2 separate regions of the Homo sapiens genome follow, and region 2 is linked to region 1. Evidence: read pairs that join two places in POLR2A ChIA-PET (ENCODE). Cell type or tissue: Panc1. All regions are shown on one strand. Each heading gives the region's core, and the rest is flanking DNA. Links, peaks and the distances in the headings are about the cores only.

Region 1 (16,618 bases), core at 4,954-7,453:
TGGAAAAGGAACAGGCATTATGGAAACTCAGAGCAGTGAAGAGCATGACTTATGGAAGACAGGAGGGTAGGAAAGAGCTTATCACAGGCCAGAAACTGAGAAAAGGGAGGGTGAGGGAGGCAGGGCAAGAGCAGATGCTGGTGATTTAGGCAAGGGTCAGATCAAGAAGAACACTTGGGTTTTTATTAGAGGAGTATAAAGTTGAAGATGGAGAGCCCATGATGCTAGTGACTAGGTCTTTGTTTAAGAGAGTTGTTGTTGTTTAAAGACAGAGTCTCACTCTGTCACCCAGGCTGGAGTGTAGTAGCCTGATTATAGCTCATTGCAGTATCAAACTCCTGGGCTCAAGTGTTCCTCCTGCCTCAGATTTCTGAGTAGCTGGGAAGACAGGCATACACCACCAGGCCCAGCTAATTTTTTAATTTTGGGTAGAGCTGGGTCTTAAACTCCTGGCCTCAAGCGATCCTCCTGCCTCAGCCTCCCAAAGTGCTGGGATTTCAGGCATGAGCCACCTCACCTGGCCAAGAAGGATTTTAGATTTTAAAATCTAAAAGAAGGATTTATTTTAAAAAATGTACCATAAAAGATGTATGTTGTCCTTAACAACATTCAGGGAAAATCTGTCTCCTTCTTTGGAGATCCCAATATATTCGTATGAACTTTTTAGGATTGAGTGAAGGGATCAGAACACCAAGAGAGAAGAGGCTTTCACCTGTTTCCTTTTATTTTCTACTTGAAATAACATTAACTAATAACTAGATACTATTCATACTCATTTCTCAACATAACTGAAAACTTTGTTCATCTCATCTTAGGAGAGGTGGACAAAAAGCCAAGCTCTGTGAATGTAACCTGGTCTCTAATTTGCTCCCATGGTGTAACTGGTGACATCCAGTTAACAGCTGTTTTTCTCTCTTTTGGGTGGACCAGAAACCAGTCTTTCTCCTCTTTAACAAAGGTTTACAAAAAGGCAAACGTTTAAAAATTCTCATGATCTAGTGCAAGTTATAAACTGAACATCTCATACCCTTGTTCTTTTGTATTTGGTAAAACTAAATAAATAATCTCATGGACTGGAACAGCCAAGGCCTTGCTGTACCATGCTCTACTGATGACAGTTTATGCATTCCATGTGTTCCTCGGTGACAGAACTGTTGTCACATGACACATAGCCAAGACATTTCCTCTCACCATCTGAGGAAGGATTGTCCAGGAGTTCCCTGGCGCCTCTTATATCTCTCTCAGCTCCTAACAAAGCAGTGAGCACATAGTAGATAGTTAATTCATGGTTTTTGAGCAACTGAACTTTTTTCAAATTTATCCCAAGAAAAGAAAGTCATGAACTTCTATGGTTGTTTGTGAAGAGCTGATACTACCAATGTTCAGTCTATAAAATTATCGTCTCTGAATAATGATGGTTTTTATTTTCTCCTTTATACTTGTCTTGCCCCCCGTTTTCTACAATAAGTATGGATATAGATATAGAAACGGGTGAGAATATGGTCGTGAGTGAAAAAATGGAGATTATGATATAGATTTTTTTGAAAGTCAAGTTTATTTGGATCAGTGATTTGTTTGTTTTTGAGACAAGAGTCTCACTCTGTCACCCAGGCTGGAGTGCAGTGGCATGATCTCGGCTCACTACAACCCCCGCCTCCTGGATTCAAGCAATTCTCCCACCTCAGCCTCCCCAGTAGCTGGAATTACAGGCATGTGCCACCACACCCAGCTAATTTTTTGTGTTTTTAGTAGAGATGGGGTTTTGCCATGTTGGCCAGGCTGGTCTTGAACTCCTGATCTTGGCCTCCTGCCTTGGCCTCCCAAAGTGCTGGGAGCCTCCCAAAGTGCTGGGATTACAGGTGTTAGCCATGTTTGTTTATTTTTATAGAGACAGGGTCTCCCTATGTTGACCAGGCTGGTCTCAAACTCCTGGGCTCAAGGGATCAGCCCACCTCAACCTCCTGAAATGTTAGGATTACAGGCGTGAGCCACTGCGCCCAGCCCAGATTTGTGTTTTTATATGAATAAGGCAGTTAGAATATTTGAGGTGAAGGAAAAAATATGGCAGGTCATGTGTGCTTCATTCTCCCTCAACAAACTGTGAGCTCCTTGAAGACTATTCTTTACTCATCTCTGTACCTCTAGTATCTAGCACAGCCTTATAGTATGAGCTCAGAGTTTCTTTGTTGAGTAAATGTTGTCGGATCTTGTCTGAAAGCAAAATCACACTCATGAAAACAAATACAATGTTATTTTTGCCTGTTGATACAGGAAACAAATTTTTTAACGTACTAACACTCAGTGATGAAATGCCCACCAATAAACAAGCTCTTTCTTACCCACTGGTGAGTATAAATTGTTCAAATATTCTGAAAACATTTGTAACAAAGCAATCCTGCCCTTTTATCAGGTAATTTCATGGATATAGGAACTCTTTCCCGGAACATAAGGTCATGAACTTCTATGGTTGTTTGTGAAGAACTGATACTAAATCTATAAACCAATACTAAATCTATAAAGTGATCATCTCTAAGTAACGGTAGTTTTTATTTTCTCCTTTATACTTGTTGTCTCCCAGTTTTCTACAATGAATATGGATAGAGATATAAAAACATGTGGGTATGGTTATAGGTTTAAAGAAAAAAACACAAAAATATAGTTTTTTTGGAATTCAAATTTATTTGTTTTCCTTCCCAGAATTTTCAATGAAATTGCATGGGTGGGGGGAACATTGACACATTACTAACATTTTAACAATATAGAGAGTGGGGGAAAGGTGACATATTGTCTTACTAACAATTTAATATCACTGTGCTTTAGAATAGTGCCATAACCTTTTCAAACTGCTTTAATGTATATTGCTTTATTATCACCCCACTTGCTTCAGCACCTAGTGTGACATGTCAGATTCTAGGGCACTGAGTAGATGGGGGAGATATTAAAAAGGAAAAAAGTGTATAAGGAACAATGATGCTTGAAGTCCCCATAATAGTGTTGAGTTCTGAAGTTAAGCTTCATCTGCTTCCTGGTAAAACACACCTTTTCATGAAGCCAGAGAAGGCTGAAGTGGCTTTCAAAGACAGGCTCAGCTAAATTAGACCCACAGCTACCATAAGCTCCACAAGCGGGCCAGTGAAGCTGCCAAAGCATTTAGGGCATCTCAGAATTCCCCACTGAGGCCTGCTGCTGCCACTCACATCATCCTGAACTGCTCACTCCACAAATGGACAAGAGACAAAGCCTGAGGCCATTTGCTCCTAAATGCTCTGAGGGAGGGGTGGTGGGCTTAAGTGTGGGGATGCCAGTTGTAGCAAATAGAAATAAACGATGCCCAATTAAATATGAGTTTCAGATAAACAGCAAATAATTTGCTTAGTATAAATATGACCCATGCAATGGGGCTGGGGCTGCACATGGTCTCCAGCCCAATCGTTGCATGCTCAGTCATCACCAAGGAAAGCTCTCAGCTGCAGCCAGGGAATTGGTCTATTAACGAGCCCATCTGTAGACTCAGTTTAACCAATGAAGACCACATCTTGAGATTCATTTGCCTGCTCTACCCATGTAAAGAAGTAGTATTAATAGATTTATAACTGCAGAAATTATGTCAGTAATTTGCACATTTGCATAGGTTCTTTTCAGATAATTTTCATTTATAATACTTTTTTTTTAATCTCCTGAAAAACGGGAGGTAGAAAAGGCACTCCTTCAAAATTTTTGCACAAATGTAAGCTTTAGGTAAGAAGTCAAAGATGAGCCAAGTGTCGTGGTGCACATCTGTAACCCCAGCTACTTGGGAGGCTGAGGCTGGAGGATTCCTTGAGCCCAGGAGTTCAAGCCCAGCCTGGGCAGCACAGAGCCTTATTTTCTTATTATTTTGTGGAGGCTGCCCTATCTACTATAGTAGTCCCCTCCATTTATGGTCCTTCTTATATCCTGTTATTTTCCCCATGGTATTTATCATAATGTGTAAACAATATGTTTCAATATGTTTATGTGTTTACTTCTTATTATCCAGTAAAAGGTACTCCTTGAAGGCAAGGATCATGAAGGTGTTGTTCAAAATTATCTCTGTAGGCCAGGCGCAGTGGCTCATGCCTATAATCCTAGCACTTCGGGAGGCTGAGGCAGGTGGATCACTTGAGACCAGGATTTCAAGACCAGCCTGGCCAACATGGTGAAACCTCGTCTCTGCAAAAAATTCAAAAATTAGCTGGGTGTGGTGGCGTGTGCCTGTAATCCCAGTTACTGGGGAGGCTGAGGTGGGACAAGCGCTTGAACCTGGGAGGGGGAGTTTGCAGTGAGCCGAGATCATGCTGCTGCACTCCAGCCTAGGTGACAGAGCAAGACTCTATTTCAAAAAAACAAACAAACAAACAAACAATCTCTATAATGCCTAAAACAATGCTGGGCACCTTTCAGCTCTTTAAATCTACATTGTATGTATGACTGTTTGAAAGGGAATATTGGTCCATTTAAATTGCAGAATTTTGTAACTGAAAAGGAAGCATAGAGTTCATCTCCATCAATCCTCTTATTTCTGGAGGTTAAATATCCTTAGAGAACTGGAAAACCAGCTCTAAAATTCAAGTTTCATAGTATCCAAACGAGCTTTTTTTTGACCAGTAAAGGATTTTTTTTTAATGTTGCATTTTCTCATTATTGGGAAAGAAAGAGCCTAGTTTTTCTCTCTAATGAGTATACAATGTCACAAATATAATTGATGTTTGGGGGAAAGGGCTAAGGATATAAGGTTTAATTCAACTGAAATTTACTAAGCATTTATTTTATGCTAGAAACATTCACATATGATTTCTTATTTTAATCCTTACGATAATATGCAGAGCTAGGTATTTTTATCCCATTTGACTGCTTGGACATTTAGGCCCAGGGAATTGACTTGCCTGAGATCATGTAGACAAGAAGTGATAAGGGCAAGACTTAAAACCAGAGTTTCTCATTCTTTAACTACTCTTCACTCTACTACAGAGGTACTATATTTCTGTTTTTGTTTTATTTTGTTTTTAATTGAGCCAAAGGGTTTAGGTAACACACTTCTGTTGCCTTATTTTGGTCTCAGATTTAAAGTTATAAGATTTATTAGGTTATAGTGATACAAGATATACTATAAAGTTTTAAAAATTATTTTATTTATTTACTTTAAGACTGCATCTCACTCTGTCACCCAGGCTGGAGTGCAGTGGCATGATCTTGGTTTGCTGCAACCTCCGCCTCCTGGGTTCAAGCGATTCTCATGCCTCAGCCTCCCGAGTAGCTAGAACTACAGGCATTCACCTCCACACCTGGCTAATTTTTGTATTTCTAGTAGGGACAGGGTTTTGCCATGTTGGCCAGCCTGGTCTGGAACTCCTGTCCTCAAGAGATCCACCTGCTGGCCGGGCACGGTGGCTCACACCTGTAACCCCAGCACTTTGAGAGCCCGAAGCGGGCAGATCACTTGAGGTCAGGAGTTTGAGACCAGCCTGGCCAACATGGTGAAACTCCGTCTCTACAAAAAATAGAAAAATTAGCCGGGTGTGGGGGCAGGCGCCTATAATCCCAGTTACTCGGGAGGCTGAGGCAGGACAATCGCTTGAACCCAGGAGGCAGAGGTTGCAGTCAGCCGAGAACATGCAACTGCACTCCAGCCTGGGCGACAGAGCGAGATTCCATCTCAAAACAACAACAACAACAACAACAACAAAAACCCAGATCCACCTGCCACGGCCTCCCAGAGTGCTGGGATTACAGGTGTGAGCCACCATGCCTGGCACATGTTTAAAGAGATACACTATACTTAACACCTCAAATAGCTATCAAATAGCCTATAAGAAAGTCTTTCTGCACTTTTCTATCTCTCTTTCATACCTTACAGACACTCAACAAATACTTGTTGAGTGTTAAAGAAATGTATTTGTGCCAGGAAAGAAGTTTTTATTATTTGTAGAAGAGATGGCACACTAATGAACTTGAACCAATAGGCATGCCTAGTTTACCTTAGTATTTCAAGAAGGTGTGCTTGCCCTTATAAAGTCTTAGATTTGTTCGTCGTTTTTGTCTAAATGTTTTTAGAATTCTAGAAAGCATGTTTTCTGTATGCCCACTCCTAGTTTTCCTTTAGGCTAAATTATTTATAAACAATTAGAAAGTATAAAATTATGACTATAAAACATGAACAGGGATTTTTTTTTCAAAAAAAAACAAACAACTTTGAAGTTTTCTCTCCAATATATATTTTAGTGAGTAAAATAGATTCAGAAACACAAAACCGTTTAGGAAAGGTTTTTATCCCTAAATGTGTTTTCATAATACATTTAATAATTCACTTCAAATACCTTTTAAATTTTTTCTCATTTCCTAAGATAAATGATTCTAACACATTTTATCTTTGTTGATTCTCAGATGTCAAATAAAGGAAGATGCCGTGGAGCAATTCATGTTTCAAATAAAGACACTTAGGAAAAAGAACCAAAAATATCATGAAAGAGTGAGTATAAAATTTAGAACCTATATATAGTCATTAAATATTTACACTCATGCTTTAAAAAATTGTGGATTATGGTGAAATATACTCTAGGAAATTATCTTCTTCAAAGCTTGGAATTGATTGATTTACAATCTATTTAAGTTTCTTTATACATGTGAGGCAGAAGGATACTGCTGTTCCCATTATATTAGTTATAATGTCAGTGGAAGTTGGGTTGAATTATGTTATTTAGACCCTGAAGACACTGAATCTTAACTTCAAAATTTTAAAGTTTTGAAACCACATTTATCTTTTGACTTTTTATTTAACCAAACCATAAAACATTGGTTCTCCATTTTAAATCTCTTTGTCTTTTTTCTTTTAGATTTTCAGAGAGTATGCGTATGTAAATACCATTTGAAAAGCACAATCTCAGTTGTTAAAATTAGTAATTGCATATTTAAGATGATATACTGTTTTTATAAAATCAGATTAAAATGAATATCAAAAAGGTGCTATATATGACTATCGGGACTAAAGATCAACAGAAATAAAGTTTGGGAGCAATCAATGATAATTAACACAATTTATCCCTCAAGGTATCTCATGAATGATGAAATACTGAGAGTGCCCCCTTTTAACACATTTATTTTATATGGGCCCTGAAACTTTCACAGCTAACTGTTTTATTTTGGCTTCTGTCTAAAAAGAATATATCTACAAATTTTAGTAGAGCCTGGAGTCAGAGACCTGAGTTTGCATCCTGACTGTACAGCTTACTGCTGATGTCATTTTGGTCAGATTTGGTATGAGCCTCAATTTCACTCTTGTAAAATGGGGATTCCTGTCTCCCCCATAGGGCTAATTTATTTGTTCATTCAGTACATATTTAGTGGATAAGACAAGCCAGTAATATAACTGTGACTCTGACACTATCACGATTCTTAAGGTTCATTCACTTGTAATAGGGACTAAAACAGAAGCTCAGTTTGGCCTGGTGCCTGAATGCAGGCTCCACATGAGATCCAGAGCACTAAAGAGAAGTAAGTCCCATCGATGCACCCATGCACATCCTCCAGTGATCAGCACAGGGACTTGTAGATCAGGACTTGGTTGTGGAAAGTAAAACAAATCAGGATTGAGTAATCATTTTCCCCTTAGCCCATCATTTGGAGCCAGAAATAGTTAAAGTTCTTGTTTCCATGAAGATTGGCTCAAGAATGCACATTAGTGGACCCAGCAGTGAGGAGCAAGGAAAGACAGATTCTAACTACAACTCTGTATCTGAATATCATCCATTTCTTTCCTTTTATGTTGTTATTGCTGTAATTTAAACCACCATCTCTTACTCATCCTTCCCTCAAAGTACATTTTCCACAGTGCAACCAAATTACCTTTTGAATATTGTAAACCAGGTCCATTCTTTCATTCCTACTATTCTACCACGACTGCTCTAGCAAAAGTTATTAATGACTAATTTGCCAGGTCTAATAGACTCTTCTTAGTCCTTAAACTTTACCTCTCATCTCTTAACATCCTTCAGTGGCTTCCTATTGCACAGAAAATAAAATCTATCGTCTTTACTAAAGTCTTCAGCGCCCTTCAAAATCTGACCCCTGTTCACCTCTCAAACCTTGTCTCCAGCTGCTGATGGAGGATTTTTTGCTCCTTAGCTCAGCTAGGTCTGGGTTCTTGACTCACAACCAGGAAGAGGTAGGCATGCAGACATGCGAAGAGTGAGCAAGGCGGGAAGTTTTATTGAGTGATGAAACAGCTTTTAGCAGGGAGGGGATGCAGGGGTGGTCCCCCTACCCAAAGGCAGGAAAGTTCCCAATATGGCTGAGCCCAGGGATTTTTATGGGTTCAGAGTAGAGACTGTGTGCTGATTGGTTTCTGAGCATGCAAAAAATGTTAGGGTGGGCACAATAGTGTAGAAAACCAATTAGGAAAGGGTAGGTATATGTAAAATAGGTGAAGGATGAGGACCAATCAGAGGAAAGCTCGCCAAACAGGAAGGCGGGTTATCAATATGGTTGGAGGATTTACCCAGGACTGTTTCCAGCTTGAAGGTTGGATTTCACTGGGGACCGGCCCCATCTGCCTAGGCATTTGTCTGCCTCCTGCCTCTATCACTGCTCCACCTTTTGCTTACCATCTCTTCTTTGAAATCTTGAAAAACCAATCTATTTATTTATGCCTTTACTCATGCTGTTTCCTCTTCCTGGAATGCTTTTTTCTTGGTTAGCTCCTTTTCATTCCCCCAACCTAAGTTGGAATATTGTGTAAAATTATATCTCCATTATTAAACAGCAAGCTTTTTAGACAGCAGCAATCCAGTCTTACTTCTTTGTTTCTCCAGAAGAGTCCAGCTTAAGTAGGTGTTCAATAAATATTTGTTGAGTTGATTCATGCTAACACTAGTGGAAGAAAAAATGTTTTGAGGTCATAGATATTTAACATGACTCATGTTTTCTCTTCAGTTATTTCAAAATCAGAAATGCCCCTCTTCTTTCCTACACATCATCTCTTCCTATGTATATTTAGTTCTGTTTGGATTATCACCCCATTTATTATCTTTCTCTCAGTTTGCATTCATTGCTCCACCTACCTCATTAGATGTTCCGTAGTTCACTCTGTCTACTTCCCTACTCTCCATTCATTCTTTCATTCCTACTATTCCACCACAACTGCTCTAGCAAAAGTTATTAATGACCAATTTGCCAGGTCCAATAGACTCTTTTTAGTCCTTTCTTTACCTCTCACCTCTCCAGCAGCCACTTCCTTTATCTTAAAACCCTTTTCTCCTTTGGGTTCCAGGACCTCACTGCAACTTAACTACTTCACTGACCATTTCTTCTCATTTTTCATTCACTGCTCTTTGCCTAGACCCATCCCTTAATTATCACATTTAGCAGAGTTCTGATCTCAACCCTTTTCTCTCACTCCTTTTTGGGGTCATCTCACTTAACACTATGGCTTCAAATAACCATCTATTTGTTAATAATTTTCATATCTATATTTGATAAATTTCATAATATTGTACACCAAAAAAAATGAGTGTATGTACAAACGGAAATGAATAAAGTCTCTAGCTTAGTTAATAACATTGTACTAATGTCACTTTCCTGGATTTGATAATGTACTATGGTTATGTGGAATCTTATCACTGGGGAAAGTAAGGTGAATAGTAGATTGGAACTCTCTGCTCTGTTTTGGCAACTTCCTTTCTTGTTTTTTCATTTGTTTGTTTGAGACAGTCTCACTCCGTCACCCAGGCTGGAGTGCAGTGGCGCGATCTCTGCTCATTACAATCTCCACCTCCCAGTTTCGAGGGATTCTCGTGCCTCAGCCACCCAAATAGCTGGGATTACAGGCATGCGCCACCACACCCAACTAATTTGTGTACTTTTTGTAGAGACAGGGTTTCACCGTGTTGGCCAGGCTGGTCTCAAACTCTTGACCTCAAGTGATCCATTTGCCTCAGCTTCCCAAAATGTTGGGATTACAGGGGTGAGCCACCACACCCAGCCTCTTTTCTTGTTCTTATGAGTCTTAAAAAGTTAAAAGGGTAAGCATGACATGACTTTATATGAAAACAAAATCAATCTTTTTTTTGTAGCTTATTTACTGAATATCCTTTTTCCATTTTTATAATGTGATAATTATTCTTACCTTAAATAGTAATTATTTACCTCACTTTGTAGGATAAACATATTTTTAGCACATTAGTGATACAGCTAACTAAATTTCGTTTCTGTATATTACTCAAAATAATTTTTGAGACATTGAATTCTGTCAAATGCTATCAGACACATTCTCCTTCCATTCAAAATTCATATGGGGTTTGGGAAATTAATATAGATGATATTAAATTTATATATAATGTCAAATAGTGTTTAATAATGCTTATGCAGGCCAGGCACAGTGGCTCATGCCTGTAATCCCAACACTTTGGGAGGCCAAGGCAGGAGGATCGCTTGAGGCCAGGTGTTTTGAGACCAGCCTGGGCAACATAGTGAGAGCCTGTCTCTACAAAAAATTGTAGAAAGTAGCCAGGTGCAGTGGTGTGCACCTGTAGTCCCACCTACTCAGGGGGCTGAGGCAGGAAGATGCTTGAGCCCAGGAGTTTGAGGTTACAGTGAGCTATGACCATGCCACTGTACTCCAGCTTGGGCAACAGACTAAGATCCTGTCTCTAAAATGGTAAAAATTAAACAATTTTTTTTAAATTTTGTAAATGAAAAATATCACATGCTTGAAAAGAATAGTCATTGTGTTAAATATTTGATCTAGGAGATCTGGATTTATTTTAAGAAGTATTGTGTCAAGTATGGAAATAAAACTAAAATTTCTTTGTATATTATATACATTTCTTTGTCACTTGTATGTAGTGGTTTTAAAATTACCACTCTTTGGAATTTTTTGCCTGTATATCATGGTAAATATTTTTGAGCTGGGATTGAATTTAGAGGCCACTGTTGTCTTACTAAAATTAACTAACATAAGTAAAATCAGATATCTTTACTTAGGATTCAAAACATAGTTGATAAAGGAATTTTCCACTTCTACAAAAATAAGTGGAAAAGTCCATATTAAGAAAAAGTAGTAGCAGAGCAATAGTTTGGCAAGTGATATTTCCATTGCTATTATTCAAGTTTCTATAAATATTTCATTTTAAAATAACATGTCAAACTAAAATAATTCAATTTATTTATAAGCAAACAAAACATGAATCTATTTCATTTCAGAAAATAAAATATCTGAGAATTGGTTAAAGAGTAGTAAATTATTTATTTTTCAGTTGTTAATATTCATTGGCCTTCATTTTTTAGTTAAACTTCATTTTGAAATAAGTATAGATTAACTTATAGTTATAAAAATGATATAAAAATGATAGAAAGTTCCTATGTACCTACTACCTAGCTTCTCATAACATACTACAAAATCACAGTACAATATTATAACTAGGATATTGACAAGTTTAACATGGAAAGTCAAGATACAGAAGATTTCCATCACCACAAGTATCCCTCATGTGACCTTTAAAGCCACTCACTCCCCTCCCAGTTCTGCCCCCTCATTAGACCCTGGCAACCATTATTCTGTTCTCCATTATTATAACGTCACTTCAGGAATGTTATACAAATGGAATCATACAATAAGTAACCTTTTGGTACTTGGCTTTTTAAAATTCAGCATAACTCTCTGGAGGTACATCCAGGTTGTTGTGTGTGTTATCAGTTAGTTTCTTTGTATTGCTGACTAGCAGCATGGTGGGGATGTACCAGTTTGTTTAACCATTCACCTGGAGGACATCTGGGTTGTTTCCAGTTATTGGACATTTTACATAAAGCTAATATAAACATTCATGGACAGGTATTTTTAAGAACAAAAGTTTTCATTTCTTTGGAATAAATGCCCAGGAGTTCAATTGCTGGGTAGTATGATAGTTACACGTTAGTTTTTAAAGAAACTTGAACTACTTTCCAAACTGGCTGTACCTTTTACATTCCCACCATCATATAAGAGGGATCCAGTTTCTCCTCATCCTCTTCAGAATTTAGTGATGCCGCTATGCACTATTTTATGTTAGCCTTCTGGTAGGTGTGTAGTAATATCTTAGTGTGGTTTTAATTTGCATTTCCCTAGTGGCTAATGATGTTGAATATCTTTTCATGTGCCTGTCTTTTGCTAATTTTATAATTAGACTTTTTGTACTCTTGAGTTTTACGTATATATATAATCTTCTAAAACTAGTCCTTTCTTGGATATGTTATTTGCAAATATTTTCTCCTAGTCTGTAGTTTGTCTTTCATCCTCACAAAAAGGTCTGTAACAGAGTAAAAGTTTTTAATTTTAATGAAGTCCAGTTTATCAATTTTTCCTTTATGGATTATGCTTTCAGTGTCAAGTTTTCAAACTCTTTGCCTAGCCCTAAATCTCAAAGATTTTCTCCTATGTTTTATTCTAAAATTTTTGTAGTTTCACCTTTTACATTTAAATCATGGTCCATTTTGAGTTAGTTTGTGTATAAGGTGTGAGGCTTAGATCAAGATTCTTCTTTTTTTTTTCTACCTGCAGATGTCCAGTTGCGTCTGCACTATTAGTTGATAAAGCTCTCTTTCCTGCATTGAATTGCTCTCATACCTTTGTCAAAAATCAGTTCGACATTGAATAGGCATTTCTCCAAAGAAGATATACAAATGGCTAACAAGCACATGAAAAGATGCTCAACATAGTTATTAGAGAAATGCAAATAAAAACCACAATGAGGTACCACTTTCTCCTAATAACTGAGCCTCAAAATACATAAAGTAAAATTTGATAAGGATAAGTTTGAGGATTAACAATTTTTTTTTTTTTGAGATAGAATTTTGCTTTGTTGCCCAAGCTGGAGTGCAGTGGCATGATCTCAGCTCACTGCAACCTCTACCTCCTGGGTTCAAACGATTCTGCTGCCTCAGCCTCCTCAGTAGCTGGGATTACAAGCAGCTGCCACCATGCCCGGCTAATTTTGTATTTTTAATAGAGATGTGGTTTCACCATATTGTCCAGGCTGGTCTTGAACTGACCTCAGGTGATCCGCTCGCCTCAGCCTCCCAAAGTGTTGGAATTACAGGCGTGAGCCACCGCGCCCTGCCTTGTGTGCGTCTGTTTCTGAGTTCTCTACTCTCTTCAGTTGATCTCTATGCCTACCCCTCTGTCTATACCACATAGTCTTGACTACTATAGCTATATAATACGTCTTGAAATAAGGTAAATTAATTCCTCTTACTTTATTCTTGTTTTTCAAAATCATTTTAGCTATACTGTTTCCTTTGTCTTCCCATATAAATTTTAGAATTATCTTGTATATATTTGCCCCCTGACCCAAAGAAAACTTACTAAGCTTTACATAGGGATTATATTAAAGCTGTATATCAAAATTGGGATATCTTTACTATGCTGTCTTCCAATCCATGAACATGATATGTTTCTCCATTTATTTAGATCTTGTTTTATTTTTATTTATTTAATTAATTTATTTATTGAGACAGGATCTCCTTCAGTCAACCAGCCTTGAGTGCAGTGGCACAATTACGGCTCACTGCAGCCTCAACCTTCTGGGCTCCCACCTCAGCCTTCCAAGTAGCTGGGACTACAGGCATGCACCACCACACCTGGCTAATTTTTAAATTTTCTGTAGAGATGGGGTTTCACCATGTTGCCCAGGCTGGTCTTGAACTCCTAAGCTCAAGCAATTCACCTTCCTTGGCCTCCCAAAGTGCAGGGATTACAGGCAAGAGCCACTGTGCTGGGCCCAGATCTTGATTTTTTTTTTAATCAGCGTTTTCTAGTTTTCACTATGCAAGTCCTATACATGTTTTGTTAGATATTTTCACTGGGTCTAGCATTCTAGATGGACAGTTCTTTATTTTCATCACATAAAAAATAATGTGCCACTTCCTATTACCTTTCTTCTAGCTAGCATGGTTTCTGATGAAAAATATGCTGACATAGTTCGAGTACCCCTTAACTGAAATTCTTGGGACCAGAAGTGTTTCCAATTTCAGATTCTTTTAGATTTTGGAATATCTGCATATACAGAATGATATATCTTGGGGATGGGACTCAAGTCTAAACATGAAATTCATTTATGTTGCATATACACCTTATACACATAGCCTGAAGTTAACTTTATTTTCCCCTTGGGGATGCTGAATAAACTGTGTTTGGTGTGCCTGCATTTTGACTGCAACCTGTCACATGACATCAGGTGTGTCATTTTCCATTTGTGGCATCATGTTAGTACTCAAGAAGTTTCAGATTTTAGGCTGGGCACAGTGGCTTATGCCTGTAGTCCCAGCACTTTGGGAGGCCGCGGCAGATGGATCACCTGAGGTCAAGAGTTCGAGACCAGCCTGGCCAACATGGTGAAATCCCGTCTCTACTAAAAATACAAAAAAAAATTAGCCAGGTATGGTGGTGGGCGTCTATAATCCCAGCTACTTGGGAGGCTGAGGCAGGAGAATCGCTTGAACCAGGGAAGTGGAGGTTGCAGTGAGCCAAGATCCCACCACTGCACGCCAGCCTTGGTGACAGAGCAAGACTCCATCCCCCCCCAAAAAAAAAAAGTTTCAGATTTTAAAGCATTTCAGATTTTGAATTTTCTTATTTTTATTTTTTGAAACTGGGTCTTTCTCTGTCACCCAAGCTGGAGTGCAATGGTGCGATCATAGCTCACTGTAACCTCAAACTCCTGGGCTAAAGTGATCCTCCCTCCTCAGCCTCCTGAATAGCTGAGACTACAAGCACCACCATGCCTGACTAAATTTTAAATTTTTTGTAGAGACAGGGTATCACTATGTTGTCCAGGCTAGTCTTGAACTCCTGGCCTCAAGTAATCCCCCCAGCTCTGCCTCCCAAAGCACTGGAATTACAGGCATGAGCCACCACACGCTGCCCAGATTTTGGATATTCTAATTAGGTATGCCCTGTATGCTAATTGTTTTTCTCCTATAGGTAAGGTGTGGTTTTTCTCTGACTGCTTTTAAGACTTTTCCCTTGTATTTAGTTTTCAGAAGTTTGATTATGATGTGTCTTAACATGGATTTCTTTCTGCTTATCTTGTTTGGGGTATGCTTAGCTTCTTGAATTCATAGGTTTATGTCTCTTGGAAATTTGGGAAGTTTCCAGCCATTATTTATTTGAGTACTTTTTCAGTCCTGCCCTCTTTCTCTCCCTCTAATACTCCAGTAACATGAATCTTTTGTTATAGGCCAGGCTTGCTGGCTCACACCTGTAATCCCAGCACTTTGAGAGGTCAAGGGAGTTTCAGACCAGCATAGCAACATAGCAAGACCTCATCTCTAAAAAAACAAAAATAATAATAATAATAATAATTCTAAAATGTCAGCCACCTTAGTATTGGCATCTACATATTGTCATTTTTCATTTAGTTTACAATCTTCCTGGTTCTTGGTATGATGAGTGATTTATTGAAACCTGGACATTTTTTTAATAATGTCATAAGACTCTAGATCTTATTTGTAATCTTCTGTTTTACCTAGCTTTTACTGGCATTGCTCTGCCAGGGGAAGTAGGGATACCACCTCATAATGTCTGATGGAAGTAGAAGTCCAGGCTTCCCACTTGCCTTCCTGTGATACCCAAAGGCCGGGAACTTCTTGACTCTATTTTGAGGAAACATAGTGTACATAGTTGATCAAACGTGAATTACTGTTGATTTTCATGACAGAATAGCCGCTTAAAAGAAGAACAGATTTGGCACATACGGCATCTACTAAAGGAACTGAGTGAAGAGAAGGCAGAGGGATTGCCAGTTGTAACAAGAGAGGATGTTGAAGAAGCGATGAAGGAAAAATGGAAGTTTGAAAGAGACCAGGAAAAAAACTTGAGAGGTGATTTAGGAACATAGAAAACTATCATAGAGTTGTGCCAAGTTATTTCTTGAATATATTAATGCTTTATTCTTCCAATATGTTCAAAATGCTGTTAAGTGTATTTTAAACGGCATCATTACCACCGCAGCCACAAACACATGTAGGTAAATGGGCAGGAGAGGGAAATAATAAAGTGGGTAGAGGTAATGAAGCCAAGCAAGGAGGTGGAAGAAGGGTAGTGATCAGAAACAGATGAAATTTATCTGACTGTTTTTTTTGGGATAGGGTGTAGTTCAGTCACCCAGGCTGGAGTGCAGTGGTGCGATCTCAGCTTACTGCAATCTTAACCTCCTGGGCTCATGCAGTCCTCCCACCTCAGCCTCCCAAGTAGCTGGGACTCCAGGTGCACACCACTATGCCTGAGAATTTTGTTCCTTTTTTGTAGAGATGAGGTCTTGCTATGTTGCCCAGGCTGGTCTCGAACTCCTGGGCTCAAGGGATAGTCCCACCTCAGTCTCCCAAAGTTCTGGGATTACAGGCGTGAGCCACCATGCCCAGCCTCATCTGACTCTTACAACAGGACAGTATCTTGTTAAACACCATTACTCATAGTAGGGTTTTGTTCTTTTTCTTTTTTTTCTTTTTTTTTTTAATTCTGTTGTTTGGTGGTTTCATTGACTTCAGCTTCAGCTTAGATTTGGGAATGATAAGGCAAATAAAACCATGAAAAATGTTTCTCCCAATATCTCTAAGGGAGCCAAGCACCCCA
Region 2 (16,618 bases), core at 12,816-15,315, 190 kb after region 1:
TGGGAGGCTGAGGCATGAGAATCACTGGAACCCAGTGCAGTGAGCTGAGATTGTGCCACTGCACTGCAGCCTGGGTGACAAAGCAAGACTGTCTCAAAAAAACAAACAAAAAAAAACATAAATCAGATCTTTACTCCGGTTCCATACCAAAAGATCAAATGCAACTATCCAGTTAACTTATTTTATCTTTGATATTCAGTTTTAACACACAAATTCATTGCAGAGCAACCCACTCCATTTTGTATGTATCAATAAATCTTCACACTGATCTTATATCTCAAAACCAGACAAATTCCCCCATGACAGCTCGCCTGAAATAAAGCCAGTAACTGTTAATTGGAGAAATTCATTTTCTTTTATTTTCCCTTTTTTTTTCCTTTTCCCTGAGAAAGAGTCTCACTCTGTCACCCAGGCTGGAGTGCAGTGGCGCAATCTCGGGGTTTCATCATATTGGCCAGGCTGGTCTCAAACTCCTGACCTCAGGTGATCCACCTGCCTTGGCCTCCCAAAGTGCAGGGGTTACAGGCGTGAGCCACCATGCCTGGCCTCTTTTCTATTCATCTAAGAGAACTGCTACCTTCCAAAATTCTGCCCATCCCCTTCCAAAGATGCAATCTGAAGGTAGATGAACTTAGAGAAGTTAAAAAAAAAAAAAGGTACCAACAATTAAAACGAGTTTGCTAGGTAAAACTACATATTGGACACAACTAAAGATTATTCTAAACTACATCAGGCCAGGTGAGGTGGCTCACGCCTGTGATCCCAGCACTTTAGGAGGTCAACGTGGGTGGATCACCTGAAGTCAGGAGTTCACAACCAGCCTGGCCAACATGGCAAAACCCCATCTCTACTAAAAATAAAATACAAAAATTAGCCAGGCGTAGTGATGAGAGCCTATAATCCCAGCTACTCAGGAGGCTAAGGCAGGATAACTCCTTGAACCCAGGAGGCGGAGGTTGCAGTGAGCAGAGATCGCGCCACTGCACTCCAGCCTGGGCAACAGAGCAAGACTCTGTCTCAAAAAAAAAAAAAAAAAAAAACTATATCAGTAAGTTGCTTAATTTCAAGTCACAAAAGGCCCCCCCAAAAAAAAAGCCAAAAAGAAAGTTCACCCTTTTTTGACAAATAACTCAAAACTAGATGTACATGTACTGCAAGTAAAAGCAAACTTTTCTGGCTCTTAATGGTTGTCACTGGTACACAAAAGTTTATAAGCCAAAAATGTGCAAGCAATTACAGCCACAAAAACTGATGCAGCCTTGACCTATTACAGATTTCTAATATTAAACAGATACATGCAATTCCCCATTCTACAATACATATACACAGCATTCATATAATTTAAGAAACACAGTCCTTCCATCATGCAAATTAAATTAAGGATCCTGGCAACAATAATAATGTTTACATTTCTGTGTTTCTGAAGAATTAAAATGAAGAGATAAAAATAAGGTGAAGCAATTATCCATCAATTCATCACTTAATAATTTTAAGATTATGTCACTGTGGTAGAACATAAATGGTGATGGATTAGTGATGCTCCTTACACACCCTCAGCTGATCCCCCAATATGAACAACAGGCAACACATATAAGACAATTTTTAATAAAGGTAGAAAGAAACTCCCTTTTTTTTACATCCAAGATACACACTGGAAAAAAATTATTTATTGTTATTATTTTTTATGTGATGTGGTCTCGCTATGTTGTACAAGGTGGCCTCAAACTACTGGCCTCAAGAAATACTGCCACCTCAGTCACCTGAGTAGCTGGGACTACAAGGATGCACCAACACACCCAGCTGAAAATTCACATTTTTGTTGCCCATTTCCTCCTAAAACAAGAATCACATAAGACAATGCCACCTATTCCTACCAATGATAATAAGATATGCAAATTCAAACTGTTTTTCAAATAATGATATAGTAGTAAATGGGACAGAATACTCTGATGGAGAATGAAGCAAAGGCTCAGAGAGAAACTGTTTCTGGTATTCGTTTCCAAAGGACCAAGCCTACAACAAAAAAAGCTAAAGGAGCACAATTATAGCATCACAGAATAACAGAGTAAGAAGGTAATTTAGAAAATAAACTATTTTAGTAACAGATTTTTGTGAGGTCATATGGAGCTAGGGTCAGTACCCTACATTCCAGTTAGAGCTTACTCCTCTTGAAGCATATGGAAAATTTATCTTAAGATAAAGTGGTGGCTCACTCCTGTAATCCCAGCACTTTGGGAGATGGAGGTGGGCGGATCACTTGAAGTCAGGAGTTCCTGACCAGTCTGGCCAACATGGTGAAACCCCATCTCTACTAAAAATACAAAAATTAGCCAGGCATGGTAGCGTGCACTCACAGTCCCAGCTACTTGGGAGGCTGAAGCAGGAGAATCACTTGAACCTGGGAGGCAGAGGTTGCAGTGAGCTGACATCGCGACACTGCACTCCAGCCTGCGTAACAGAGTGAGACTCCATCTCAAAAAGAAAAGAAAAAAAGTATAGAAAGTTGACATCTCAAAATGTAATCTTACATATTTACATAAATTATATTCCTCAAAGAAAAGCTCTCTCCTATCTATATCTCATTCCATATAAGTTTTCTGTGAGCTAAGAAGCTCCCCTTCAGATTGCCTGACCTCTAGTCAAGGTTCTTCATCGCCATCTAAATGTCAGATTTATTCTCTATGTCTTCTTACTAATAGTGTTTTGGTTTAAGTATGTGGAAAATAAAGCCAATAAGACTATCTGATGAATAGGTTTGTATAAACATTGTGTTAACAATGCATGTCAATTGCCCAAGACATAGAAAGGTTTCCTTAAAGGTTAGCTATTCTCCCCATTTTGTATGTCCTAACTAAACCAACTGAAACGGTTTGGCTCTGTGTCCCTACCCAAATCTCACCTTGAGTTGTAATAATACCCATGTGAAGGACAGGACCAGGTGGAGATAACTGAATCATAGCGACAGTTTCTCCCATGCTGTTCTCATGATAGTGAGTGAGTTCTCATGAGATCTGATGGTTTTATAAGGGGCACTTCTCTCTCCTGCCATCATGTGAGAAAGGACATGTTTGCTTCCCTTTCTGCCATAATTGTAAGTTTCCTGAGGTCTCCCTGGCCATGCAGAACTGTGAGTCAATTAAACCTCTTTTCTTTATAAATTACCCAGTCTTGGGTGTTTCTTCATAGCAGCACGAGAATAGACTAATACACCAATTTTTATCAGACTTTGTGAATCCCTGAAGACTGAAAGTTTCCTTTCTTTTATAAAATTTCTTCCTTCAGATCAAAGTTAGGTTTACATTATTTCTGTTGAGAAGACTTCTTCAATGATTCCTGTGCAATCTAGAGACTCGGAAATCCCCAAACCTCAGTAATTGCCACCATTCATTCATTCTATAATAAAGTTAATACAAAAACTTGAAGCAGCAAAATCTCATCTCAGCTTCCAGATCAGCAAAACTCCTTGCCTTTCCTGTTTTCACACTGGCAGCAGAAACTACAGATAAAGTGTAATTTTGAAAAATTGGCTCTAACTATGGTCCAACTTGACCTACAGTAGCCAAAAAGCTATATCTAAAGGTCATATAATTAAAAGTCATACTCCCTTCACAATCTAGCCTCAGACAATTGCTCCGACTGTATTTCTCATTGCACCCAACCTGTCCCTCTCACAGTCCAAAAGCACCCCATTTACAAATCTCTTTGTTCCTCAAACACAATTTCAGCTTCCTGTCTACAAATGTTTGCTCATGCTCTTTCCTCCACCTGAAATGCCTAGTGTTCCTAATAACTTATCATTTAAGGTCCAGTTATCTTCCCTTATCAAAAGCAGTATCTCTCTTATCTGATTTTTAACATCATTTGATCTGTACTTATCTCACATTGTCTGGCAATACAGCTATCTGCATACGTCATCTACCCTACTAGACTGAGGACAGATTAGTGTTTCACAATAATCTCAACACAACCTGAATAGTGACACTGTTAATTAAATTTGGCCTAAAGCTGCTTCCATAAGCAGGGAACTGCACCTCAGTATGTTAAAACTGCAACCTAACTCGAGTATATTCTTGTAACGAGGCTAAGCGTTCTGCCAATCACAAGCGGCAAGCTGCTCAGACATGTCCAAATAAGGCAAACGTGGACACAAACGTGGACCTGTAACCAATCAGACTATGTCTGGATGTCACTTCTTTTTCTGTCTATAAATCCTGACTATCCACATTGCTGGGTGGAACTCTCTGAACCTTTACTCCTTCAGGGTGCTGCTCAATTCATGAATTGTTTCTTTGCTCAAATTAACTGCCAAATTTAATTTGTCTAAAGTTTTATTTTAACAAGACTCAATATGTAATGCTAATGAGCATATTAATTTCCTTAAGACGAATAAAGTCTTTTTTTTGAGACAGGGTCTCACTGTCACCAAGGCTGGAGTACAGTGGCATGATCTCGGCTCACTATAACCTCTGCCTCCTGGGCTCAAGTGATCCTCCCGCTTCAGCATTACAAGTAGCTGGGACTACAGGTGTGTGCCACCATGCCCAAATAATTTTTATATTTTCAGTAGAGATGGGATTTCACTATGTCACCCAGGCTGGTCTCAAACTCCTGGACTCAAGCAATCTGCCCACCTCGGCCTCCCAAAGTTCTGGAATTACAGGGATGAGCCAAAGCACCCATCCAAGACTAACAAAGCCTTGTTTGGTAGAAATCCAGCTTTAAAAATGCACAAGTGACAATATATCATTTTCAGATATATAAAAGTCACTAATTAAATCAAACAGGCCACGAAGATTCTTACTGACTTCAAACTGATTTAACAAATCTTATTTATTCATACTATCACCCAATAAGATAGTTTGTGTTAAGTTCATTCATAAATTTGGAACTCAATAAAAGCTCAATTCCCAGACAAGCCCACAAAAGCCATGAGTTCACAGTATGCCTGATTTTACTTATTTGGAGAGCCAAACACTATGTATAACAACATTCGGAGGTCCAATTTTGGGTGGCAAGGTATATTTAGCCCCCTGCACATGTGCCAACAGAATCATGCATTCCTTCTTTCCTGTCTTTCTCAACAACCTCACTACAAACTATGTGTGAAAAGGAAAAAATACATTGCTAGTTTCACAGCACTGGTATCTAAAGCTAGGGAAGCAGCTAATAAATGGGAGAAAGGAGGGCTCTAAAATGAAGACGGAGGATGGCACTGAAGAGCCCAGAGTTTATCAAGACAAGTCCTGCTCCTTTAAGAGCTCCCTCTCCAGCCTCATCTCCCCTTACTCCCATTAACACTTTGCATTCTACCACACAAAACTATTCAGTTTCCCACAAACACACCATAAAGCGCTTTTTTGCCCCATGTCACTGCTTATCATCTGCAAATCACCATTCATCCTTAAAGTTCCTGTTACCTCCCCTCTGTGAGGTCTTTACTAACCTCCTTCAAAGTTAATTACTCTCTCCTACTTTGATCTTTATGTAAAAATTTATTATGCATTTACCTTAATGTATTATAATCAATTATTAGTTTGCACATTTTACACTATTAGATCTCAGGCTCCTTTTAAGGTAAGAATCAAGTGTCACTCATTTTTTCTTTTTGAGACGGAGTTTCACTCTTGTTGCTCAGGCTGTGGGGTTTCTCCATGTTGGTCAGGCTGGTCTTGAACTCCTGACCACAGGTTATCCATCCACCTTGGCCTCCCAAAGTGCTGGGATTACAGGCGTGAGCCACTGTGCCTGGCCCACTCATCTTTATAATATTTTCTGGACTGTCACCATTTTTCCTTAGCACTCCAAAAAAAATATGATTTTTTTTAAATGTTGGCAAAAATCTACCTTTAAAAAATTGCTTGCTGGCTGGGGGTGGTGGCTAATGCCTGTAATCTCAACACTGTGGGAGGCTGAGATGGGTGGATCACCTGAGGTCAGTAGTTTGAGACCAGCCTGGACAACATGGTGAAACCCCCGTCTCTACTAAAATACAAAATTAGCCAGGCGTGGTGGCACACGTCTGTAATCCCAGCTACTTGAGAGGCTAAGGCAGGAGAATCGCTTGAACTCAGGAGGCGGAGGTTGCAGTGAGCCTAGATCGTGCCACTGCACTCCAGCCTGGACAAGAGCAAAACTCCGTCTCAAAAAAAAAAAAAAAGATACCATGGAAACATACAATGACACTATTATTTGTGGACCAAAACAACTTATTGATAGTCATGCAACTATTTGTTACCTTCTTCATATATCTAAGACTATTCTGAAAATGTAAAAAATATAAACTGGATCAGATTAAGTGGTTTATCCAGCTGAAAGAATGACCCAAATAATTCCAGTTATCCATCACCAAACTATACCCAGTAGTCATGGAGATTGCCATCAAGTAACATTTTTCTCCTGCACAATTCCATTTCCACATTACACAGAGGTAGTAGAGTTGTATTCCATGTCAACTTCAAAAGATTAAAAACCCAAATATCTTTGGTTTTCCTTAATACAAATGTGTTTCTTCATACCATATACAAAAGTTAACTCAAAATTGATCAATCTTAAATCTAAGAGCTAAAATTTCTTCCTAAAACTCTTAGAGTTGTAAAGGTGCATAACCTTGAATCAGCCAATGATTTCTTAGATATATCGAAAGCACAATCGAAAAAATCAGAGGCTGGGTGAGAGTGTGATGGCTCACGTCTATAATCCCAGCATTTTGGGAGGCCGAGGCAGGTAGATCGCTTGAGGTCAGGAGTTCAAGACCAGCCTGGCCAACATGGAAAAACCCTGTCTCTACTAAAAATACAAAAACTTAGCCAGCATGGTGGCACATGCCTGTAGTCCCAGCTACTCGGGAGGCTAAGGTGGGAGGATCACTTGAACCTGGGAGGCGAAGTTGCAGTGAGCCAAGATCACACCACTGCACTCTAGCCTGGGTGACAGAACAAGACTCTGTCTTTAAAAAAAAAAAAAAAGAAAAAACCCTTGAAAAATTAGACTTGAAAATTTAAAACTTTTGTGCATTAAAAGACATTGTATCAAGAAAGTGACAAGCCAAGCCACAGAATGGGGAAAAAAATTACAAATCATATAAAGATCTAGTATGTGAGGTATGTAAAGTACTCTTCTGGTATCCAGAATACATAAAGATCAAATTTTAAAACAGGCAAAAGACCTTGAATAGATATTTTCCCAAAGATATACAAATAGTCAATAACCACATAAAGAAATGCTAAACAGCATTAACCACTAGGGAAATGGAAACCAAAATCACAATGACATAACACTTCACACCCACTAGGATGACTATTTTTTAAAAATCATAAAACTAAAATCCTGAAAATAACAAGTTTGGCAAGAAAGTAGAGGAGAAACAGGAATCTTCATACATTGCTGATGGGAATGTAAAACAGTGTCACTGATGTGGAAAACAGTTTGGTAGTTCCTCAAAAAGTTACACAGAATTACCATATAACCCAGTAATTTTACTCCTAGATATATACCTAAGAGAACTGAAAATATGTTCACACGAAAACTTGTATGTGAATGTTCATAGCAGTACTATTCTTCACAGCCCAAATGGCTAAACAACCCAAATGTCCACCAACTAATGAAGGTATAAATGAAATGTGGGTAACTATACAAGGGAGTATTACTCACCTATAAAAATGAATAAAGTACTGATATGTGCTACAAGGACAAACCTTTAAAACATTATAACTGAAAGAAGCCAGGCACAAAAGGCCACATATTGTATGACTCCATTAATACGAAATGTACAGAACAGAAAAATTCATAGATAGAAAGTGGATTAATGGTTGCAGGGGGGCCGAGGAGAGCTTAGGAGTGACCGTTAACAGATACAGGATCTCTTTCTTGGGTGATGGAAAATGTTCTAGAATTACATAATGGGGATGGTTGCACACAACACTGTGAACATACTAAATAACACTGAATTCTCTACTTTAAAACTGAATTTTATGTTATGTAGATTATGTCTCAATTTTAAAATTGCAAAAAAATGTGTACTCTAAAAGGGAAAAAAAATAAATAATTGCAAAAAAGAAAATTATGTGTGTGGGGCCAGGCGCGGTGGCTCACGCCTGCAATCCCAGCACTTTGGGAGGCCGAGAGGCAGGCGGATCACGAGGTCAGGAGTTTGAGACCAGCCTGACCAACATGGTGAAACCCCGTCTCTACTAAAAATACAAAAATTAGCTGGGCCTGGTGGCTCGCGCCTGTAATCCCAGCTACCCGGGAGGCTGAGACAGGAGAATCGCTTGAACCCAGGAGGCAGAGGTTGTAGGAGCTGAGATCGTGCCATTGCACTCCAGCCTGGGCAACAGAGTAAGACTCCATCTCAAAAACAAACAAACATATAAATAAATAAATAAATAATGAATAAAAAATTATGTGTGTGTGTGTGTATGTACACACAATTAGCCCTCCATATCAATGGGTTCCATTATCATGGATTCAATCATGAATCGAAAATATACCAAAAAAATGCATCTCTACTGAACATGCGCAGACATTTTTCCTTGTCATCATTCCCTAAACAATACAGTATAACAACTGTTTATGTAGCACTTATATTGTATTAGGCATTTTAAGTAACCTAGAGATGATTTAAAGTATTCAGGAGATGTGCATAGGTTATATGCAAACAATGTCATTTTACATCAGGGATTTGAGCACCCTTGGATTTTCTTATCTGTGGGAGGTCCTGGAACCAATCCCCTATAGATACTGAAGGACAACCGCATATATTTATCACCTCACCTCAAAATCTCTTTATCTTAGCTTTGGATTAGTTAAATGCTAATGTTTCAAATTATTCAATACAGTGCATGAGGCGGATTTCTGCCAACAATTGTTTGAAGTATATTAAAAAGACTTGCCAATCCTCTGCAGTGTGAATACCACCCGCTATTTATTTTTTGCGATATACTTAAATTACATTAAAATTTTTGCATATAAGGTGTATTTAAAATATGGCACACATTCCTATTTCTTAAATATCCACAAGATAACTATTACCAGCACATAAAATTTTAAGTGCACACACACACCCCCACAAAGATGACCCTTGATCTCAGAACTTATAATCACGTGGGACCTATAATCAGAAGAAACATGTAAATTAAAATATGACAATTGAGTATATTCTGTGAAGTCACTTACAGAGTATATCTGCAATCTTTAGTGAGGAAAGAAGTTTTGGAAAGCATACCCAACTTCCTCAACCACTACTTGGAAGAACTGCCCCTTGATTAAGACTTGGGTCCCTAGGATGCTTTCAAGTAATAAGTTCATGGCTATAAATACCAGCACCATTCCCCTAATCACTGCTAAAAATTCCATGTATTCAGATGAAACTTTCAGCAATTCCCACTGGCCCCTGGAATCAACTTACTGATTAAGTAATCTAGATTAAGTGATCCTATTTTTACCACCATTGCTACCACCACCCTAACCTTTGCCTATTATCTCATACAGCTTCCTTCTAAAACAGACACTTCTTTTCTTTTACATTTTGATATCATCTGTTAAGTGTGCTTTATCCCTTCTTATATCAAAAATGAGTCTACTGTACAGTTATACTCTAGGAGGCACCTTTCATACAAAAAGGTGTGACAGGCACCTTCTAGAGTTGTGCAAGGAAGCAGCTCTGATAAACTCCTCAGATCTATTTCTGGTCCTCTGTTTAATTCTTAAAAATTACATTCCTAATTTCAAGAATATGTCCTCAAAAATGTGCATTTTAATATAGTGTTCAACTGGAGCAGCTACAAAAATTTTGAAGTAACAATGTTTTGGAAGACACTACCTTGTATCTAAACAAAACTAAATAAGCCTCTTAATGCCTCATGAGTTCCATGAAACAGTAATTTGTTATGTTTTTATCAATGTTACTGACTCTATATATAAATTTGTAACCAGGCAATTTCCATAGTCACCATAAAAAATATCCTTAAATGTCTACTGGCATAGATTTTTATGTCCATAAATTGTTCATGGAATAGTCTGAGCTATGAAGGGAGGTTAAGTATAATCATTCAATATTTACTGAGCACCCATGGGGGGTTGCTGACTAGGTACTTGGAGAAGAGATAGAGAACAATACCGAAAACAATTCCTATTCTGTGGAGGAAATGTGCATAAACCCAAAATACATAAAAGCAAGATAGCCACTACAGTTTAACAATATTTGAAACTCTATAAATGGTGAGAATAATGCTGGACTGACAGGACCAGGGGGAGTTATTCAGTGATGTTTTTATGAAAGCGGTTACCTTAAATGTGAATATTAATGGGAGCAAGGTAAAGACAGTTTAAAAGAGGCCGAGCATGGTGGCTCACACTTATAATCCCAGCACTTTGGGAGGCCAAGGCCAGAAGTTCGAGACCAGCCTAGGAAAGAGACCCCTTTCTCTTTAGCAGGGCATGGTGGCACACACCTGTAGTCCTACCTACTCAGGAGGCTGAGGCAAGAGAATCCCTTGAGCCCAAGAGTTCAGAGTTACAGTAAGCCATGATCATGACACTACACTCCAGCTTGGGTGACAGAGCCAGACCCTGTCTTTAGTCCAAGGAATCATATGTGCAAAGGCTAACGGTTTGGTAGTCAAGAACTTTTGGCACAATTGATACCTAACCTGCCTAACTTTCACAAAAAAGGATAGTTTTGACATAAAAAAAAAAAAGAGAGAGGACAAATAATCAAGAGTTCCAATTAATAACTAATTTTTAAGGCCTTTGGGAAAAAAATTTAAATATTATTGTTAAGACTTTTTTGCCCCAGCAGTTTCCTTTCCAAGTCATACTGAACACTCCTTCCAATCTATTTATGGACATAAAGTGGACATAGGGATTATGATACCACATCTCTTGCTTGAAATCTTCCAAAAGTTGAGGCACTGTTACCTACAAAATCAAATCCAAAATTACTTTGAGAATTCAAAGGATCCCTTAGATCTAGTTCCTCTTTGAGTACTCTTTTGTCCCTTCTAATACACACTCATCCCTAAAGGTGCATTTTTTTAGTCTCAGAACCTTCACACTTTTAAAATTGAGGAGCCAAGAGCTTTCATGTGGGGGTTCTCTACCAATATTTACTGTTAGAAACTGAAACTGATAAATTTATCAACATTAATTCATTTGAAAAATAACAGTATTTTCAAAAAACCCCACAATTTAGAAGAGTGGCACTGTTTCACATTTTGGCAAAACTCTATTTTGTGGTTTAATAGGAAATAGTTGAATTATCATTATCTGCTACTACATTCAACCTATGGCAATATCACACACACATCACACAGCCTCTAGAAAACTCCACTGTACAGTGGTTCTTGAAAGAATAAAAATAGAAAAGGCAAATAATGTCTTAGTATATGAAAACAGTTTTGAACTCACAAACTTGCTGAAATGGTCTTGAGGACCCCCAAAAGTCCCCAGACCACACCTTAAGAACCACTGCCAGCAAAGGAGAAAGGCAATACAATGCAGCAAAGATAATCTTTTCAACAAATAGTACTGCACAACTAGATATCCACAGGCAAAAAAAAAAAAAATGAATCAGGAGACAGACATTACACTCACAAAAATTAACTCAAAATGGATCACAGACCTAAATGTAAAATGCAAAATTATAAAGCTCCCAAATGGTGACATAGAAGACAATCTAGATGACCTTGAGTTTGTTGATGACTTTTTAAATACAATGATGAAGGCATGACCCATGAAAGAAAGAACTGCTAAACTGGACTTCATTAAGATTAAAATTTTCTGCTCTGTGAAAGGCATTGTCAAGAGAATGAAAAAGACAAGGCACAGACTGGGAGAAAATATTTGCAAAAGATACATTTGATAGCCGGGCTCAGTGGCTCATGCCTGTAATCCCAACACTTTGGGAGGCTGAAGCAGGCGGATCACCTGAGATGAGGAGTTCAAGACCAGCCTGGCTAATATGGTCAAACGCCATCTCTACTAAAAATACAAAAATTAGCCAGGCATGATGGTAGACACCTGTAATCCCAGCTACTTGCGAGGCTGAGGCAGAAGAATCACTTGAACCCCTGGGAGACAGAGCTTACAGTGAGATGAGATGGCCCCATTGCACTCCAGCCCGGGAGACAGAGCAAGACTCCATCTCAAAAAAAAAAAAAAAAAAAAAAAAAGAAAAGAAAAGACACATTTGATAAAGGACTGTTATTCAAAATAAACAACTCTCAAACCTCAACAATAAGAAAACAAAGAACCTGACTTTAAGAACAGGACAATGACCTTAACGGACACCTCACTAAAGAAGATATAAAGATGGCGAGTATGCATATGAAAAAAAGTCACATAATCAGGAAAATGCAAATTAAAACAATACCACTACACACCTATTAGAATGGCCAAAACCCATTAACAGTGACAATATCAAATGCTGGTGAGAATGTGAACAGAAACTCCCATTCATTACTGGTGGGAATATAAAATGGTACCATCACTTTGAAAGACAGTTTAGAGGTTTCTTGCAAAACTAAAGGTATTCTTACCATATGATCCAGCAACTGTGTTCCTTGCTATTTACCCAAACGAACTGAAAACTTATGTCCACACAAAAGACACGCACACAGATGTTTGATGTTTATAGCAGCTTTATTCACGATTGCCAAAACTAGGGAGCAACCAAGATGTCCTTCAGTAAGTAAATGGACAAATAAACCCGGGTATATCCAGATAATAGAATAGTCAAGTGCAAAAGAAAAAAAAAAGCTGTCAAACCGTGAAAAGCCATTGAGGAAATCGTAAACGCATATTAGTACGTGAAAAAAGAAAATCTGAAAAGGCTATAGACTGTATGATTCCAACTATGACATCTTGAAAAGGCAAAACTATGGAGACAGTTAACAAAAAATAGTGGTTGCCAGTGGCTGGGGAAGAGAAGGGATGGCGAGGGGGAGCACAGAGTATTTCAGGGCAGATAAACATTGTACCGCTACAACAGTGGATATGTGCCATACAATTGGCCAAACCCATAGAACATACAAACAGCAAGAGTAAACCTTGGCCGGGCGCAGTGGCTCACGCCTGTAATCCCAACACTTTGGGAGGCCGAGGTGGGTGGATCACCTGAGGTCAGGAGCTCGAGACCAGCCTGGCCAACATGGTGAAGCCCCATCTCTATCAAAAATACAAAAATTTAGCTGGGCGTGGTGGTGGGCACCTGTAATCCCAGGTATTTGGGAGGCTGAGGCAGGAGAATCCCTTGAACCCAGGAGGCAAAGGTTGCAGTTAGCTGAGATCGCACCACTGCACTCCAGCCTGGGCAACAAGAGCGAAACTCCGTCTCAAAAAAAAAAAAACCCTAATGTAAACCATGGACTTTGGGTGGTAAAGATGTCTGAATGTAGGTCCATCAATTTTAACAAATGTACCACTTTCGTGGGGGATATAATATATCTTGATAATAATATAACTTGAGAAATCCTTCATTTTCTGATAATCTAACAAATCACAACTCTGAACATAATTTTTAATACAAAGGCTTAGGTTCATCAAGATTCTCTTTTAAAGAACTATCTAACTGCCCAAAATGATTCACATACACAGTGAACATACAAAATACTAAAAGGTCAAGTCCAAAATTTTGATTCTCTAGAGAAACGTATAAAGCAGTTTAACTGGGAACATACTAAGACAGAACACAAAGTAACGGAAATGCCACTTTAGCTACCAAAAGAACAGGAAGAGCAAATACTAAGACTTTACTTTGAAAGTCTAAGGCTACTTCTTCCTGGTAGGGCTCTAACCTCTTGCCAAGAAGCCTGTAAGTTTATTTTTCTTACTTCTTTATTTTAAGTGAGAAACCATGAAATTAACCATTTCAGAGCTGAAGAAAACAAAGGAGAAACAACTATGTCTACGGTGAACTTTCACATTAACTATTCTAAATGATTATCATGGCCAAATAAACAAATATTTTTAAATGAAAGCAATTCTGATTATTAAAATAGATTATTTTTAAACAATCAGTGTTTTTTAAACATCAAAGTAAATGTTTCATATAAATGTCTCACAAAGCGTATGAAAGAAAAATGTCAATCACATCTTATGAAGTGTTTCACTTCTCACCTGCCATAGTAACTTTAAATTCAAAGACACCTTTAAAAATTATCCAGATATATAAAATATTCAGTAAACACAAAAGGTATATAGATGCCCAAAGTCTTATACTATTTCTTAACATAGCAAATAAATCCATCAGGGAACAATAATTACAAAAGTATTTCAGAATTCATTTGCTAATTATGAATAAGCGGCTACAAAAAATAGTTGAATATTAAGTTCTCTTTAGAGTTCCTCTTTTAAAACACATACTGTTCAGAAACTTAACTAGACATATCTGGGAGGAAAAAGGATACATTTGTGAATTTTATTATATACCTCAGGCATTCTGTTCTGCCATGGCGACAGAAAAAATAAAAATAAATAAAATGCCTCAGGCATTTGACATGTGTGATCAAATCTTACTCATTACTACCACTTTGATAACTCTATTTCTATTTTCTGTATTGCAAAACTACTAAAAGACTAGTAAGGATAATGAAAAATGAAAATATAAATCATATGACTAATTCTTACAGGAAAGAATAGGAAGCCCAGACATTAATTACAAAATAACTGTCTTCTTAAAACAAGATCCTTTTGGAAAAAAAAAAAGTCCCAGTTACCTTACTTTTAAATAAAAGATATCCTGGGACAGATCTTCTACTTTATTTCTTCCTTACATGCATCTTCTTAGAAATCACATCCTAGTTACCAGATCCTTCTTGACAATACGCAAACTAAGCACCCATAAGATATTATTAACTGAGACATTAAAAACCATTTGTGCTTTAAAAGGGAATTAATTCAGGTACAGTCTGGTATGTTATACGCATTTTTAATGTAGTTACACAAACCACTAGCCCAAATACAAATTCTACATATGCAAAATATTCAAATCCTACTTTTTAAAAACTTATTTCCAATTTCTAGATCCAGTTCACAACATACAAATAACCATGCTGTATCGACCAGAGATATGTTGATAATGGATGCTTAGTAAGAACTTGATCTTGATTTTGTTTTAGAAAAGATAAGGCAGTGGTTGAAATGAAATGTCCCTGTAAATTAACTGGGGAAAATATGAATTAAAAAACAGAGACATACAGGATATGGTGACTCACACCTATAATCCCAGCACTTTAGGAGGCTCAGCTGGTAGAGAGGATCCTTGAGCCCAGGAGTTTGAGACCTGCCCGAGCAACACAAGGAGACCCTGTCTGTATAAAAATTAAAAATTAGCTGTGCGTGGTAGCAGATGCCTGTGGTCCCAGGTACTCAGAAAGATTGTCTGAACCCGGGAAGTCAAGGCTGCAGTGAGATGTGATTCCACCACTGCACTCCAGCCTGGGCAACAGAGTAAGACCCACCTCATTTTAAAAAAAAAAAAAAAAAAGGAGACATTACAGCCATTAGTATAAATATTACATTTCAGTGAAATATGTCAAAATATAAATGTCCAACGATAGTAAATAAGAATAAAGAAAATTAAGAATTCATATCAAAAAATAGGATAAGGGCCAGGCATGCTGGCTCACACCTGTAATCCCAGCACTCTGGGAGGCTGAGGCAAGAGGATTACTTGAGCCCAGGAGTTCAAGACCAGCCTGGGCCACATAGGGAGACCCCCATCTCTCCAAAAATAAAAAGTTTCTTTAATTAACCAGGCGTGGTGGCACATGCCTATAGTCCCAGCTACTTGGGAGACTGATGTGGGAGGATTTCTTGAGCCTGAGGAGGATAAGGCTGCAGTGAGCCATGATCCTGCCACTGCACACCAGAGACAGAGCAAGACCCTGTATCCAAAAAAAGGGGTGGGGTTAAGACTAAAGATTGTAAGATCAGATAAAAATGATTTTTATATTAAGAAGTTATAAATTAAAAATTGTGGGCCAGGCACAGTGGCTCACACGTCTGTAATCCCAGCCCTTTGGGAGGCCGAGGCGGGCGAATCATGTGGTCAAGAGATCCAGACCATCCTGGCCAACATGGTGAAACCCCATCTCTACTAAAAATACAAAAATTAGCTGGGTGTGGTGGCATGCGCCTGTAGTCACAGCTACTCAAGAGGCTGAGGCAGAATCTCTTGAACCTGGGAGGCAGAGGTTGCAGTGAGCCAAGATCGCACCACTGCACTCCAGCCTGGCGACAGAGCGAGACTCCGTCTCAAAAAAAAAAAAAATTTGTTTTTTCTATCCTGCAATAATTATGGTTCTTTTAAGCATTCTGTACTGCTAAATGGAATTAGAAGCTACTTTCTATGTATATGAATTGCCCCCACCTCCAGCTGTGAGACAGGATTAAATGAGATGATGAGAAAGTGCCTGGAAAACTGAAGTTCTTCAAATATAAGGGCTGCTATTCCTCTACCTTGATTATGGCTACTAAAGGCCTAAGATTAAACGGAAATCGTGTTTATTTTTACAAACATATTTCAAGTTTGACAACTCTTTCACACTAGGGATGCTAGTCAACACTATTATCCACTAACACCTACAGTATAAGCAAAGCAAAAAAATCTTTCTTCAGT

The links. ChIA-PET counts read pairs that join two places held together with the same protein. Peaks named below come from ENCODE experiments on the same cell type or tissue, not always from the same donor. Only the 100,000 strongest peaks of a DNase experiment are listed, where the experiment ranks them.
Region 2: POLR2A ChIA-PET joins it to region 1 with 6 read pairs; 2 of 35 experiments call an interaction of 5 or more read pairs at or near these places.

Annotation. Positions count from the first base shown.
Region 1 is chr11:85,866,809-85,883,426 of GRCh38, forward strand. It overlaps CCDC83 (coiled-coil domain containing 83), which reads left to right. Exons shown (of 11, transcript NM_001286159.2): 3 at 6,403-6,487; 4 at 15,705-15,867. Among named protein-coding and RNA genes, the nearest start is that of CCDC83, 20 kb to the left of the region's middle. In Panc1, for the core only: no CTCF peak of the experiment used is centred there; no DNase peak of the experiment used is centred there.
Region 2 is chr11:86,049,186-86,065,803 of GRCh38, forward strand. The region is part of intron 1 of PICALM (phosphatidylinositol binding clathrin assembly protein); the gene reads right to left. It overlaps LOC124902730 (a long non-coding RNA gene), which reads right to left and starts at 14,691. Exons shown (of 2, transcript XR_007062822.1): 1 at 1-14,691. In Panc1, for the core only: no CTCF peak of the experiment used is centred there; no DNase peak of the experiment used is centred there; H3K4me3 peaks cover 128 bases.